3 separate regions of the Homo sapiens genome follow, and all the other regions are linked to region 3. A link is a contact called in ENCODE Hi-C or POLR2A ChIA-PET data. All regions are on one chromosome and are shown on one strand. Each heading gives the region's core, a stretch centred on a gene start or an enhancer-like site at or near the end of the contact. The rest is flanking DNA. Distances are from core to core; before and after follow the strand shown.

Region 1 (2,930 bases), core at 391-2,890, 1.4 Mb before region 3:
GGCAGAGCCCGGGGCAGCTCCTGGTGTGGGAAGGCAGAGGGGGCTGCCTGCGGTCCGGTGATGTCCCTGGACACCTCCAGCCAGTGTGGGCGCAGGAGATCCATGCTGGCAGGCCGCAGGGCTGGGGGTGGGGTCAGGGCAGAGTTCACTCCGGGCAGGGGGCAGGAGCGGGTCTGGCCCAGGGGTTGGCACGCGCTGCACAGTAAGCCCCGCCCGGCCGCCCCCGCCCCGCCCTCTGCTCACCCCTGCTGCTGCGCGGGCCCCGGTGCAGCTCGTGCAGTCTGGTGTCCGACTTGCTGAGGGAGCAGAGGTGGGTCCGCCTCAGTAGGGACTGGGGGCGAGGAAGGCTGGTCGGTGCCCTGCGGACCCCACCCTGGTCCCCGGGACAGCCTGGCACTCACCGCTTCCGCCGCCGTCGCACTGCCCTGCAGCCTCGCCCGCTGCCTCCGCGCCCTCTTCCTGGGGGCTACAGCGTCCTCGGGCCTTGGGGGTAGAGGTGGGGGGCGGGGGGCGGGGTCGTCAGCCTCGGGTCCAAGGCCCGGTGCAGGCGCGCGTGCCGAGCTGGGTGCGCGGACCTGCCTCCAGCCCCTTCCCGCGCTGGGCTGTGAATGGCAGCCGCAGCGAGGCCCCAGACAGAACGCGGCTGAGGGACCTACCTGCGGCAGGCTGTGCACAGCGCCCACAGCGAGAGGAGCAGGGCGCAGCACCCTAGAACCCAGAGGGCAGGAGGGGCCCAGGACACTGGCAGCCCCATCCTGTGAAGCCGAGGCCCTGGGGACAGAAGAAAGGGGCGCTGGGGGCTGGCCAAGGGGACCTGGCGCCACCTGGCAGCCCCAAATCTGCACCTCCCGCGGCTGCGGGGCTCCTGCGTCTCCCGTTCCAGCTCTGACTCAGCACAGGAAGCCCCAAGGCCTGGCAGTCCCTCCCTCCCAGAGGTGCCCACCTTCTGGCGGGGGCTCCCGGTGAGGTGAACTAGGGCTGCTCTGCCTGGCCCCTCCGTGTCCCTGCGGGTGACCACGGTAACACCCAGCACGGCCGTGAGGAGGGGCAAGACAGCTGTGGCCACCATAGCCCAGATAGTAACCAGCATCGGGGGAGCCCCTGGGTGTGCGCCACAGGCCACAGACTCCACCTGCAGCCACCCTCTGCCCAGACATGGTCTCCTGTGTCAGGTAGTGCCCCCAAGCCGCTCGCTGCGGAGCCCAGAACTGGGAAGAGCTGGAGGCTGGTCAGCAGGAGGGACCCTGCACCCGGAGGAGCTGGAGGCTGGGTCAGCAGGCAGCAGCAGCTGCTGGGGGTGCTGATGCCCCCACCCCACTTCTCTCTGGCTCTTCTTGTCTGCCAGTGTCTCTGCCAGAGAGGATCTGTCCCCTTCTTGGGGATCTTAGCAGAACTTCTCGGGGTGGGGGATGCCTTACAAACAGCACAGTCCAGCAGCAGAGACAGAAGCTGGGGGGTGAGGGGTGGTCTCTGGAGTTTGGGGCCAGTCTGCTCAGACCCAGGGAGTGGGCTTCAGCCTGGCTGACTGACCCAGCTGCAGCCACATCCCAAGGCCTCCCAGACCCCAGCTGCCCCCCAGGAGGGCACTTACCAAGCCCACGGCCAGGGGTCCTCAGCTCTGTCTGGGGCAGGCCAGGAAGGTCTTTGTGCAGCCCTCGGCTGAGCTCCCCACCTCATCACTTCCTGCTCCTGTCGCCAAGCGCCTCCCCTGAGCCTCCCACCCTGGGCAGCAGCCACCACCGCAGCCTCACCCACCTGCTGCGCCCCGCCCGAAGCCTAGATGAAACGTGTGCGCCTCTAGCCCGCACTGTTCTGACAGCCTAACTCACAACCCCTCCACACACGAAGACGTGAGCAGAGCTGGCACAGAACCCCCAAACCCACAGGGCCAGGTCCGCCTGCCTCACCAAGAGTGCCCCACGTGGTGGGCCACAGTCCTCTCCCGCCCGTCTCGCCCGCTGGAGCAGCACTGAGCTCCACCCATCTGTGGGTGTCAGGCAGCCTGGCGGGCACCCTGGCCTCCGATCTGCCTTGGTCAGAGAAGGGTAAGAAGGGAGAATGCCGGCCTCCTAGGCCCCTCCAGCCCAGCCCGTCTCTCACCACAGCCCTGCACAGACCCTTCTCTCCCCAGAGACCCTGCAGCCAGCTGATCTCCACTGAATGACACTGTGATGAAATCACTTTAATGTCCTTGCCAAGGAAATGCCCAAGACACTGGCAGGTGGGCAAGTAAGTGTCCAGATGGGACCCCGCAGCTCTGTCTCCACTCAGCAGTGTCTGCACGCCCCAGGCCAGCAGGCCGGCCCCTCCTCGGGCAACACTGGTCTTCCTGAGGGCAGCCCGTGCTGGGGTCCCACGCTTCGTCCATAGTGCTTGTGGGGTCTCTAGAACTCAGTCATCTTCTTGTGGGTGTCTGCCTTCCTCTGCTCCTGCTGCAGGCCGGCTTCCTGAGCCCGGAGCTGCCCCAGCTGGCGCTGGGCTCCTGCCAGCTTCTCCTGCAGCTGGGCTGACGCCACGCTATGCCTGCGGAGGGGCTCACTAGTCAGCGTGGGGTCCTGGGCCATGCCACCAACCCCAGTCTGCCGTACCCACTGCCTGTGTGCCCGCTGCCCGTCCTCCAACATGCAGACCCCTCCTGGACTCAGCCCGCTATGCTTGGGTCAGGTGACCTCCAGCATGTATCCCGGGGGCAGGGCCACCCTGGGTCGCCCTTTGCCCTGAGCTGGGCCCCACACGTACCGGCCAGCGTTGCGGGCGAGAGCCTCCTGGATGCTCCTGATGTCCCGCTGGGTTCGCTCGATCTTCTCCTCAGTCTGGAAGAGCCGCAGGCTCAGGGCCCGCTTGGCACTCTTGCTGGCATGGTACATGTCCTTGCTCCTCCTCCCCGCTGGGGCCGCCCCGGCTTCTAGGGCCCCAGGAGCCTGACCTTG
Region 2 (2,500 bases), core at 1-2,500, 1.3 Mb before region 3:
GCATGGACAGTCCCCCACTCAGAAGTGCAAGAGTTCCAAAGAGCCTCTGGCCCAGGCCCCTCCCCACCAGGGCTTTGCAGATGTCCTTGAAAGACCCACCCTAGAGCCCTTTGGAGTGCTGGCCCCTCCTGTGCCCTCTGCCCTGGTGGAAGCGGCAGCCACAAGTCCTCCTCAGGGAGCCCCAAGGGGGATTTTGTGGGACCGCTGCCCACAGATCCAGGTGTTGGAAGGGCAGCGGGTAAGGTTCCCAAGCCAGCCCCAACACCCTTCCCACTTGGCACCCAGAGGGGGCTGTGGGTGGAGGCCTGACTCCAGGCCTCTCCTGCCCACACCCTCTGGGCTGAGTTCCTTCTTTCCCTTGGACGCCCAGTGCTGGCCTTGGAGGACGGTCAGCTGGAGGATGGCGGTGGGGGAGGCTGTCTTTGTACCACTGCAGCATCCCCCACTTCTCCACGGAAGCCCCATCCCAAAGCTGCTGCCTGGCCCCTTGCTGTAAAGTGTGAAGGGGGCGGCTGAGTTCTCTTAGGACCCAGAGCCAGGGCCCTCAACTTCCATCCTGCGGGAGGCCTTGGCCGGGCACTGCCAGTGTCTTCCAGAGTCACACCCAGGGACCACGGGAGGATCCTGACCCCTGCAGGGCTCAGGGGTCAGCAGGGACCCACTGCCCCATCTCCCTCTCCCCACCAAGACAGCCCCAGAAGGAGCAGCCAGCTGGGATGGGAACCCAAGGCTGTCCACATCTGGCTTTTGTGGGACTCAGAAAGGGAAGCAGAACTGAGGGCTGGGATATTCCTCATGGTGGCAGCGCTCATAGCGAAAGCCTACTGTAATATGCACCCATCTCATCCACGTAGTAAAGTGAACTTAAAAATTCAATCAAATGAACAATTAAATAAACACCTGTGTGTTTAAGACATGGTTGAACTGTCTGTGTGTGTCCTGCACCTGTGGGGTCGGGGGCAGCTGCGGGCTCCCTGTCTGGGAGTGAAGATCTGCTCTGTGTGTATCTCCAGACTGAAGCTGGTTATAAATCTTATTTTATCATCATGATTATGAATTGTTCTATTGACAACAGTGATTTTAAGATATGAGCATGTAAACTACACACAAGCCCACTTTCCTCTCTGGAATCCAAGGGGTGAGGTGTCAGGGTGGGGGGTGGCAGGGCCCGCTGCTGTGGGTGGGGCTGGCGGGGGCTCCCCTGCCCTCCCTCAGGGCGGAGCCCTCCTCAGGGGCTTCCTGTTGTTCAGGACTCTGTGGCCCGCCGCTCAGGAGGAAAGGGCAGGGCCTACATATGTATGCATCTGAGGCTGGAGCCTCTAGGCTGTGGGACTTCCTGACATGGGGGCAGGTGCTACGAGACCCCTGGGGCTGCACCCCACTGTTCTGTGGACTCACCCCACTCACCCCATTCACCCCTGGGCAGCCGGTTGTTCACGGTCACAGGTCTGGACCCAGGATGGGGGACAGAGTAATAAAAAGTAAGAAGACGTTCTGGGCTGGGCGTGGTGGCTCAGGCCTGTAATCCCAGCACTTTGGGAGGCCGAGGGAGGTGGATCACCTGAGGTCAGGAGTTCAAGACCAGCCTGACCAACATGGTGAAACCCTGTCTCTACTAAAAATACAAAATTGGCCGGGCGCGGTGGCTCATGCCTGTAATCCCAGCTACTCGGGAGGCTGAGGCAGGAGAATGGCGTGAACCCAGGAGGCGGAGCTTTCAGTGAGCTGAGATCGCGCCTCTGCACTCCAGCCTGGGCGACAGAGCCTCGAGACTCCATCTCAAAAAAAAAAAAAAAAAATTAGCTGGGTGTGGTGGCTCACACCTGTAATCCCAGCTACGTGGCAGGCTGAGGCAGGAGAATCGCTTGAACCTGGGAGGCGGAGGTTGTAGGGAGCTGAGGTCGTGCCATTGCACTCCAGTGAAACTCTCTCAAAAATAAAAAATAAAAAATAAAAAATAAAGATATTCTGACTGATGGACATGCCTGTCCCACCAAACAGCCACTTGGGGTGCCCAGGGGCCCCCTGTTAGGAGGGAGATGTGTTTGTAGTGGATGTCTAGACTTTCTGTGCTGAGTCCATGTCTTAGAAGGGTGTCTGGTCCCCACAACCCCGAGAGACCCAGCTTCCTCCTCTCCCAGGGCAGCCCTGGTGGCATTCCTGGGCTTGAAGGAGCTCTTGCTATCACCTCTCCTCCAGTCCAGGGAGCGTGGGCAAGTCAGGACCTCGGACTCAGCTGGGGAAGACCTAGAGACAAAAGAAATCTGCAAGGGAGAAGATGGCAGGAGAGAGAAAAGAAAGACATTGAAAGAGTTTGCAGGCTGGGCGCAGTGGCTCACGCCTGTAATCCCAGCACTTTGGGAGGCCGAGGCGGGCGGATCACGAGGTCAGGAGATCGAGACCATCCTGGCTAACATGGTGAAACCCCATCTCTGCTAAAAACACAAAAAATTAGCTGGGCGTGGTGGTGTGTGCCTGTAGTCCCAGCTACTTGGGAGGC
Region 3 (2,979 bases), core at 8-2,507:
GGGAGGAAGTGGTGGGGAGGCAGGTGCAGTCTCCACTGCGTGCCCACAGCTATCCTTGTCTGCAGCCTGCCACTGCTCTGCTGAAGGCTCCCTGCACGCAGCCTGTGACCCCCGGAGTGGGCAGTGCAGCTGCCGGCCCCGTGTGACGGGGCTGCGGTGTGACACATGTGTGCCCGGTGCCTACAACTTCCCCTACTGCGAAGGTGAGCAGGCAGGTGGCTGTGTGCACCAGGTGCCGGGCCTGTGTGTGGGTCTGTGCTGTTCACACGCTGCCTGCCTTCCTGTGAGGCTGTTCACGTGCATCTTGCTGTGTGTACTGCGACTGCGTCCCCACGCTCTGTGTTCGCACCTTGTTCACATGCCGTGCAGGGGTGTCCGCGTACTGCCCGTGTCTGCGTGCTGTGCATCCGCGCCTGTCGTGTCTCGTATGGGTGCATGTGTTGCGTTCTGTGTGTGTACGGGTGTCATGTGTTGCTTGTGTGGGTGTGTGTGTCACCTAAGTGTGGGTGCCTGTGTCACGTAAGTGGGTTTGTGTGTCACGTGGGTGCATGTGTTGCGTGTCGCATGTGGGCGCGTGTCGCATAAGTGGGTGCGCGTATCGCATAAGTGGGTGCGCGTATCGCGTGTCTCAAGTGTGGGTGTGCGTGTTCATGTCCTTTCACGGGCGTGTGGGTGTGTTAGTGCACGTGTAGTGGGTGCATCTTCACGTGCGTTTGTGTGCTTGTTCAGACGTGTGTCACACACTGCGTGTGGAATGTACACGGGTACCCCACGCGGTGCACGTTTGCGTGCATGTCCATGAGCAGGTGCTGTGTGGTGGGATGGCACGTCCGTTGCTGCGGAGGGAGCAGGGAGGTGCGTGTTTTCAGGCCGTCCATGTGGATGAGAGGCACCTGTGCTGGTCCTCAGCTCCTGTGGGACCGTGGGTTCTGGCTGGGCCTGGGACACCCTTGGCCTTCCGGGTTGGTCACTGGGAAATGACCGAGGCATGGTCCTCTCTTCACAGCTGGCTCTTGCCACCCTGCCGGTCTGGCCCCAGTGGATCCTGCCCTTCCTGAGGTGAGCCCAAGTCTGCTCGTGTGTGGGAGATGGGTGAGGACCCAGGCCAAGCTAAAAGTCCCGAGTCCGGTGAGACCAGGGCTTCCTGCCTGCTGCTCAGTTGCCATGGCAACCCCAGGGCCTGTCTGCTCCTTAGGCTGGTCCTCTGCCCCCACTGCAGGTGACTCCTGTGAGTCACAGGTGAGGGCCCTCAGCCCTCACCACCCCTTGTCAGGGCTCTATGGCTCTATGGTTTGTGGGTGGGAGAGCAGGGCGCCCGCTCTGACCTGCAGTCTTGTCCTCTCCCAGGCACAGGTTCCCTGTATGTGCCGGGCTCACGTGGAGGGGCCGAGCTGTGACCGCTGCAAACCTGGGTTCTGGGGACTGAGCCCCAGCAACCCCGAGGGCTGTACCCGTGAGTGTGCCCTGGAGTATTGGGGTACAGGGGTTCCTTGGGGAACTGTGCCCACAAGTATATCCTGGAGGGAGTGTTGGGGTGCAGGGTTCCTGGAGGGGCTGGAGCCAGTGAGTGTGCCCTGGAGGGAGTGGTGGGATATGGGGTTCCTCGGGGATTGTACCCATGAGTGTGCCCTGAAGGGAATGTTGGGGTGCGGGGTTCCTCAGGGGGGCTGCGAGTGTGCCCTGAGGGAGTATTGGGGGTATGAGGGTTCCTTGGGGGGCTAGAGCCTGTGAGTGTGCCCTAAAGGGAGTATTGGGGTATAGGGGTTCCTCGGAGGGGCTGCACCTGTGAGTGTGCCCTGGAGGGAGTGTTGGGGTGTGGGGTTCCTCAGGGGATGGCACCCATGAGTGTGTCCTGGAGGGAGTGTTGGGGTGTGGGGTTCCTCGGGATTGCACCCATGAGTGTGTCCTGGAGGGAATGTTGGGGTGCAGGGGTTCCTGGGGGGGTACTGGAGTCCATGAGGGTGTCCTGGAGGGAATGTTGGGGTGCAGGGGGTTCCTGCGTGGGACTGGAGTCCATGAGTGTGCCCTGGAGAGAGTGTTGGGGTACGGGGTTTCCTCGGGGTGCTGGAGCCTGTGAGTGTGCTCTGGAGGGGGTGTTAGTGTGTGGGGGTTCCTCGGAGGGGCTGCACCCGTGAGTGTGCCCTGGAGGGAATGTTGGGGTGTGGAGTTCCTCAGGGGATTGTACCCATGAGGGTGTCCTGGAGGGAGTGTTGGGGTACAGGGGTTCCTGGGGGGGGGCTGGAGTCTGAGTGTGCTCTAGAGGGAGTATTGGGGTATGGGATTTCCTTGGGGGGCTGGAGCCTATAGTGTGCTCTGGAGGGAGTGTTGGGGTATAGGGGTTCCTTGGGGAACTGTACCTGCAAGTGTATCCTAGAGGGAGTGTCAGGGTGCAGGGGCTCCTGGGGGTGCTGGAGCCTGTGAGTGTGCCCTGGAGGGGGTGTTAGGGTGTGGGGGTTCCTCGGGGGGCTGGAGCCAGGCTCTCCTGCCCCACCAAGCATCTGAGTCCTGCCCTGCTCTCCCCAGGCTGCAGCTGCGACCTCAGGGGCACACTGGGTGGAGTTGCTGAGTGCCAGCCGGTGAGTCTGAGGACCAAGGTGTGGGGGATTTGGGGGCACACTGGTCAGGACCCTCCCCTGCCCCACTTCACCTCCTCCCTTGGCCCCCAGGGCACCGGCCAGTGCTTCTGCAAGCCCCACGTGTGCGGCCAGGCCTGCGCGTCCTGCAAGGATGGCTTCTTTGGACTGGATCAGGCTGACTATTTTGGCTGCCGCAGTGAGTGCCCACTCGCTCGTCCCAGACCACAGCCCTGCCTCCCCTCGGTTTATGCTGGGGAACCCAAGGCCCGGAGGGACAAGTGCAGCCTGGGCAGCATGAAGCCCGGGTGATGGATGGCTGCCCCTTGGTGCCAGCCTGTGCCAGGGTGTGGGAGAGGGGGTGCAGCTCCCACCCAGATGCGTGGCTTCCTCTCCCCTGTCCTAC

What was found. A loop is a pair of places that touch in the nucleus more often than their neighbours do. ChIA-PET counts read pairs that join two places held with the same protein, here RNA polymerase II (POLR2A). Pooled maps may share reads with other maps.
Region 1: a loop to region 3 is called in a map with no recorded cell type, with 8 times the contacts of the local background. The contact joins the promoter of LIME1 here to the enhancer-like site in region 3. A Hi-C loop is called at or near these places in 2 of 37 single-sample maps with no recorded cell type and 2 of 50 pooled maps.
Region 2: a loop to region 3 is called in a pooled map, with 3 times the contacts of the local background. The contact joins two enhancer-like sites. A Hi-C loop is called at or near these places in 2 of 50 pooled maps. POLR2A ChIA-PET finds 5 or more read pairs at or near these places in 2 of 52 experiments (GM12878 and activated T-cell).

The regions. Positions count from the first base shown.
Region 1 is chr20:63,735,374-63,738,303 of GRCh38, reverse strand. LIME1 (Lck interacting transmembrane adaptor 1) reads right to left here and starts at 1,640. Exons shown (of 6, transcript NM_017806.4): 1 at 1,592-1,640; 2 at 657-771; 3 at 402-483; 4 at 244-331; 5 at 1-121. The coding sequence starts at 754. ZGPAT (zinc finger CCCH-type and G-patch domain containing) reads right to left here. Exons shown (of 7, transcript NM_181485.3): 6 at 2,740-2,930; 7 at 2,162-2,523. The coding sequence ends at 2,385. RefSeq lists silencers at 25-84, 165-314, 385-604 and enhancers at 1-339, 539-1,455, 2,035-2,214.
Region 2 is chr20:63,638,126-63,640,625 of GRCh38, reverse strand. STMN3 (stathmin 3) reads left to right here. Exons shown (of 5, transcript NM_015894.4): 5 at 1-914. Among named protein-coding and RNA genes, the nearest start is that of MHENCR, 12 kb to the right of the region's middle. RefSeq lists a silencer at 1,096-1,185 and an enhancer at 1,229-1,989. Within about 2 kb of position 1,250, at least 17 of the 41 ENCODE cell types and tissues checked have a DNase peak (open chromatin) inside an H3K27ac peak, as active enhancers do.
Region 3 is chr20:62,334,814-62,337,792 of GRCh38, reverse strand. It overlaps LAMA5 (laminin subunit alpha 5), which reads left to right. Exons shown (of 80, transcript NM_005560.6): 16 at 66-203; 17 at 1,007-1,059; 18 at 1,348-1,453; 19 at 2,524-2,576; 20 at 2,667-2,772. Among named protein-coding and RNA genes, the nearest start is that of MIR4758, 3.7 kb to the right of the region's middle. Within about 2 kb of position 1,257, at least 2 of the 41 ENCODE cell types and tissues checked have a DNase peak (open chromatin) inside an H3K27ac peak, as active enhancers do.